Regions from separate parts of the Homo sapiens genome. Here region 1 is linked to region 2. A link is a loop called in an ENCODE intact Hi-C map of the cell type or tissue named here. Cell type or tissue: A673. All regions are shown on one strand. Links, peaks and the distances in the headings refer to the core of each region. The heading gives the core; the rest is flanking DNA.

What was found. A loop is a pair of places that touch in the nucleus more often than their neighbours do. Peaks named below come from ENCODE experiments on the same cell type or tissue, not always from the same donor. Only the 100,000 strongest peaks of a DNase experiment are listed, where the experiment ranks them.
Region 1: a loop joins it to region 2, with 14 times the contacts of the local background. A loop is called at or near these places in 3 of 110 quality-filtered maps.

The regions. Positions count from the first base shown.
Region 1 is chr6:139,870,033-139,872,953 of GRCh38, forward strand. No RefSeq gene overlaps it. Among named protein-coding and RNA genes, the nearest start is that of FILNC1, 100 kb to the left of the region's middle. In A673, for the core only: no CTCF peak of the experiment used is centred there; DNase peaks (open chromatin) are centred at 1,469 and 2,009; H3K27ac peaks cover 2,500 bases.
Region 2 is chr6:139,522,829-139,525,749 of GRCh38, forward strand. LOC105378023 (a long non-coding RNA gene) reads left to right here and starts at 1,995. Exons shown (of 3, transcript XR_943067.2): 1 at 1,995-2,921. In A673, for the core only: no CTCF peak of the experiment used is centred there; a DNase peak (open chromatin) is centred at 1,373; H3K27ac peaks cover 2,374 bases.

The DNA of each region.
Region 1 (2,921 bases), core at 109-2,608, 350 kb after region 2:
GGCTATAAGAGATTGAACAATTTGACCAATGCTCATACAAGTGGCATATGGTGGGACCAATAGTGTGTCTGGCACTAGAAGCTACAGGCAGTAGCTTCTAAATGCATCACTTTTGGTATGTTTATACAAAAATTTCCATGGTTACATTTCAGGTTATCAATAGGTAAAAACATTTCTTATATTTGTATTTATAATAGAAATCTCCTTATGCCATCACCTTAGAGTAAAACACTGACATCAACAGATTAGTATATTAGAGCAAAGAAGTAAAAAATCATGTTAAAAGTATAAAATTATAGCCAGAGCAGGCCAGGCGCGGTGGCTAACGCCTGTAATCCCAGCACTTTGGGAGGCCGAGGCGGGTGGATCACGAGGTCAGGAGATCAAGACCATCCTGGCTAACATGGTGAAACCCCGTCTCTACTAAAAATACAAAAAATTGGCCAGGAGTTGTGGCAGGCGCCTGCAGTCCCAGCTACTCAGGAGGCTGAGGCAGGAGAATGGCATGAACCCAGGAGGCGGAGCTTGCAGTGAGCCGAGATCACACCACTGCACTCCAGCCTGGGGGACAGAGCGAGACTCCATCTCAAAAAACAAACACACAAACAAAAATTATAGCCAGAGCATCAATTTTGACTATTTTAAAAGTCATCAATTTTGACTATTTTAAATTATATTTAAAGAAAAATATAATGAGCAGAATATTGGTCAGTTATGAAGAAACAGAAGAAGGCTGTTCATAGTGGTGCCTATTCTAGCCCTCTCCAGGAGAGTGAGTATCTGGTCTGGGAAACTGGCCTGTCCAGCCCCAATTATAAACCCAACCTTGATAAGCCACCTCAGGCTGTCCCATTAGACATTCTCTTCATCTTTTGAACTCTCTTTCTGATTCCCTTCTACAAAGAGAATGAGCTGGTCCCTTTAGAAGTTATATTTCTCATAGCATTTGAATAAATTGGGATGGAGTTTATACACCATTCTGTGGAAAAACTACACTCTGAATGTGTGGATGGGTCAAGGTCCTGGGACCATACTTCTGAATAGAAGATTTACCCTCAGGGGCACTTTCTGTGTGCTAAGTGGACACGCCAAGGTAGTGTTGTATTGAGAGTGACTTTTCCTCCTGGAACATTTGCAGGGACATCACAACATTTAATCATGTGCCAATTCAGATATCAAAGTTACAACTTAATATAGGTTGTGGTATCTTTATAAAAAGGATTAAAATAATTATTGCCAAAGTCAAATATATAACATGAATCTATGTAGTATGCCAGAATGTAATGTATAAACACTTTATTTGAAAAATCTTTAGATACTGACATGTTTACTGAACTCTTTCCTTCCTTCCTTCCTTCCTTCCTTCCTTCCTTCCTTCCTTCCTTCCTTCCTTCTCTCTCTCTCTTTCTTTCTGTTTTTTTGAGACACGTTCTCACTCTGTTGCCCAGGCTGGAGTGCAGGTGACCTTATCTCAGCTCAGTGCAACCTCCCCGTCCTGGGCTCAAGCAATTTTCCAGCTTCGGCCTCCAGTGTAGCCGGGACTACAAGCTCGAGCCACCAATGCCCAGCTAATTTTTGTATTTTTTGTAGAGCCAGGGTTTCTCTGCATTGCCCAGGCTGGTCTTGAACTCCTGAGCTCAAAGTGATCCACCCGCCTCAGCCTCTCAAAGTACCTGGAATAACAGGCATGAGCCACTGTGCCCAGCCTGAACTCTCTTTCTTATAGTTTTTTTTTTCTATATGTAGATAACTATAATATAATAGTAAATATCTGTGTGCATCCAAATAGCTCTAAATAGTATGATAATTTGCTCATTAAAAAAAACTGTGGTTAGCTTATTTAGTAATGTGAATGACTTGATCAACTGTAGTTCTCTCAGGATGTACTTTTCTTTGGAAAAAGTTATTTCTCTTTTTGAAGAATAGATTTTGCAGAATGGAGATAGAGTGGGGGAAGGGGACACTTCAAAGTGTGGAAACATGAGGAAACTTCAGAGTTTGTAAGCAATTCAAGGGGCCCCTTAAGGGAGAGGAAATGACCAGAGGGGGATGGAGGGGAGGTGAAGAGAGAGAGAGAGAGAGAGGAGAAAACTGAGGGAAAAAAGAAGGAAAAAGAAAAAAGTTATTTTTGTTAACTATATAATAAATGATAAATATTTTTTGTATTTAAGTAGTTATTAAAACAAATGGTTAACTTGTGTATTGTTTTCCAGCTCTCCTGGTTCTCTCTGCCTTTCCTTGCTTGCTGAAACATTGAGTGTCCTTACATCTGGGCAGTACATCTGGCAAGAAAATGTTTATGATTCCTTTGCTGCTGTTCAAATTCTCAACCTGCTACTAGACTGTTTTTGGAGATGAACTTTTTCCTAAAAAGGCCTTGCTGGTATTGTTTGGAACAAACTTCAGGATCATAATTTTCCAGAAAAAGCAGTTGCCTATTTAAACATTTATTTGACGATAGCATACTCATGTACCTTTTTGTTATCATTACTGTCATTTATGTAGTCATTAATTATTACAAAATTGAACTTTAGCTCGTGTTAGAATGCTATAGCTATGATTGTCATTTTACCTATTTGAAATTTAAATGTTGCCTGTCCAATATTATGTCCATTTTACCAGAGGCTGGAAATTCTATTCTCAAATTAGTGATCTCATCGTTTAAATGATGACTATGGTCCTCAGCAGTGGAGGAAAAACAACATTTGTTGAATCTGACAACTTGATATATTCTTTCTGTTTAGCCTCACTGATGAGGCTATAGAGACTCCTAGAGCCTTGCAGTTGGCAGGAAGCTGTGAGCCCCATGGGCAGCCTCCCATGTTGGCAAGCTCTTTCCCCACCCCAACCAGAGTACAGGGAAATCTACTGTTTCCTTAAACACACACACAGGCAAGAGTCTCATTATTTTATGGAGCATC
Region 2 (2,921 bases), core at 122-2,621:
TGCCTTATACCGACTTCCAGTATAGAGACCTAGGCACCATAAGTACAGAAATTTGCCTTAACAAATCATCTTCATTTCCCTAAAACATAGGAATGTTTTCCTAAAAATCTGTTCCTTCTCATTATCTTCCTGAAGAGGTCTTCTCAAGTTTCCAGAGTATTCATAGACTGACTAAGACATGGGTAAGTAAATATACCAAAGGTGAAAAAAAGGAAAAGTTGAGGAATGTCATTTCCCCTGAAGGAGATTTTTCAATAAGCAGGTGAGAGGTATGGGAATGTGTTTAGAATGTGTTCTAAGAACGTTTTGTTCTAAACAGGACTGGAGTAGGGTGTCTGTAGTGATGGTGAGACCAGTGACCCCTTGGCAGTGTGAAAGTTGAATGAAATATCAGTGAGAGTTTTGCTTGGCCATGGAATCGTTGTTACATAATGTTGCTCCTCAGTGACAGAAAGGAAAAATGGCATTATTGTCAAACAATATTTGTTTTTAAACCTAGGTAGACTTGACAATGTTTAAGATGCTAAAGAAAATTAAAACTCTTTCCCTTTAGGGAAATTAAAGTTTGAAAGACAACATGATTGGCAACCTGTATAGTAATTTTTATTTCTGTTTTCCAAATAAAAGAAATTAGAAGACTGTACCTTTTTATTCTCTGCCCTCTGACACTGATCTTTTCTTTCTTCTGTTGCAAGTAAGTGTTTGGTGGTGAGGAAAGGTGAGGAGGTGTATGGGCGTGAGGAAAGGTGAGGAGGTGTATGGGCGTGCTTTCATTGTAGAAGAGACAAGGCAGCTGATTAGAGAAAACAAAGCTGGTTGGAGAAGAGGGGTGGGAAAGTTCATTCATTACATTTTTAAAAATTAGGATATAATGGACTAATTATAAAATGTCAAGATTTCACTAACACATTCCATGTTTCTTTTCTATTAAGAGAAATTGTAATAATTGTTGAGCTTGCTTCCTTCTTTTAAGTAGGAACCTATGATCTTCTAATCTTCATATGGGATGCCTTTTATGTTGAATAATGTCTAAGGAGCAGAGCAAAGCTCTAAGTCACTATTAACCCTATAATAAAGCAGAACACACAAAATGATGGATTTTGAAGGCTACGTTAGAAAATTACATTTTATTTATTTAATGTTTGACTAGGTTGAAAGACACATGATACCCAATATTAAAACATACACAGTGAGTCCATTTCCCTTCAGTCTGCTGCCCACAACCACCGAGCTTTTCTCCTCAAAGACAATCATCCTTATCATTTTATTTTATTTTTTCCAGAGATAGTTTATTAGAAGATTCTTTTAAAAATATTATTTGAATGCTTCTGATGACATCAGGTTATGAGGCTTAACCTTTCCCCACCGGGGAAAATTTCTTGGCTCCTTTTGGGCAAAAGGGAAGAAGATAAGCTCAGATTTCCTTTTTCCTTCCTTCCTTCCTTCCTTCCTTCCTTCCTTCCTTCCTTCCTTCCTTCCTTCCTTCCTTCTTTCCTTCTTTCCCTCCCTCCCTCCCTCCCTCCCTCCTTCCTTCCTCTCTCTCTCTCTCTCTCTCTCTTTCTTTCTTCAGGGTCTCACTGTCACCCAGGTTTGAGTGGCACTATCTTGGCCCCCCACAACCTCTACCTCTCGGGCTCAAGTGATTCTCCTGCCTCAGCCTCCAAAGCAGCTGGTACCACAGGTGTGCACCACCATGCCTCTCTAATTTTTTGTATTTTTGGTAGAGATGGGTTTTCACCATGTTGCCCAGGCTAGTCTTAAACTCTGAGCTCAGGCCATCCACCTGCCTCGGCATCCCAAAGTGCTGCGATTACAGGTGAGAGCCGCTGCGCCTGGCCTCGGATTTTCTTTAGAGAGTGACTGCCTCATGACAACCCTGAAAGGTAGCTAGAGCCAACTCTACTTTCTATATAAGGAAAATTGTGATTCCTGGGTTTAGAGCCCCTTCCTCATTTTCCTTGTGTTGCAGTGGTGCTCGGCCAACCCACAGGGCTTCTCTGGCACCAGCTCAATGGCTCTAGTGTAGGTGCAAATTGGTTTTCCTGTTTTGAAACCATGTTCCAAAATAGCTTGTAAGGGGCCAGAAAACTTCAAATGTATACTAGCAATGCCCAGAGTTCTAACAGAATTCTGAGTGCACGAATACAAATAAGCACACGACCTCCTCAGGTCTCACTGCCCAACTCTGATGGCAGCTTGAATGGGCTCCACAATTCGTAAAAACTCTCAGGAGGAGAGGTTGGGCTCATTTCTTCTATTTAGCCACAATAAAACACATTAAGAATGGTGGTGATTTAAGACAGATTTGCTGGGAGTGTCTGGCAATTGTTCATCATCGTTGATGCTTTTTATCTGCAAAGTTTTTGTCATCCTTGCCCCATCTCCCAGTGCACCCCATTTCGTTCTTGAGGGGGCACTTCTGGCAACAACAACGATGAGGCATCTGAGATTGTCAGCTGCTCTCTCAGTTATCGGTGGAATTTCACTTGTTTGAGTTTTCTTATTTGTGCACATCTTGATTTGGTTATACATGCCCCAATTTCTTTCAGGCCTTTGCAGATTTGGCCATGATGGACTTATAGCATTTATTTTAGAATTGCTTTTAAAATACGGATCATAAATAGTTTCTGAAGCATTCAACAGAAGGACATGTTGTTCCCTGTTTGTATCACGATGTCATGTTGGATTGTCATTAATAATTGGTTTGCATCATCCATGTGCTACTACCCCCACTTTCCAAGGGTAATAATTTTGACATTATTTTTAGTCCATCTACATAGTTCTGAAAACAACCAAGAAGAGGAGGAGTATTCTTTTAAATGACATTCTTTCTGAGCAGGGGCTTATCATCCATCTGTGTTCACAAAGAATGAAGTGTTCTGTTGTTTATCCCTGATGCTGCAACACTGGAACATTCTTCA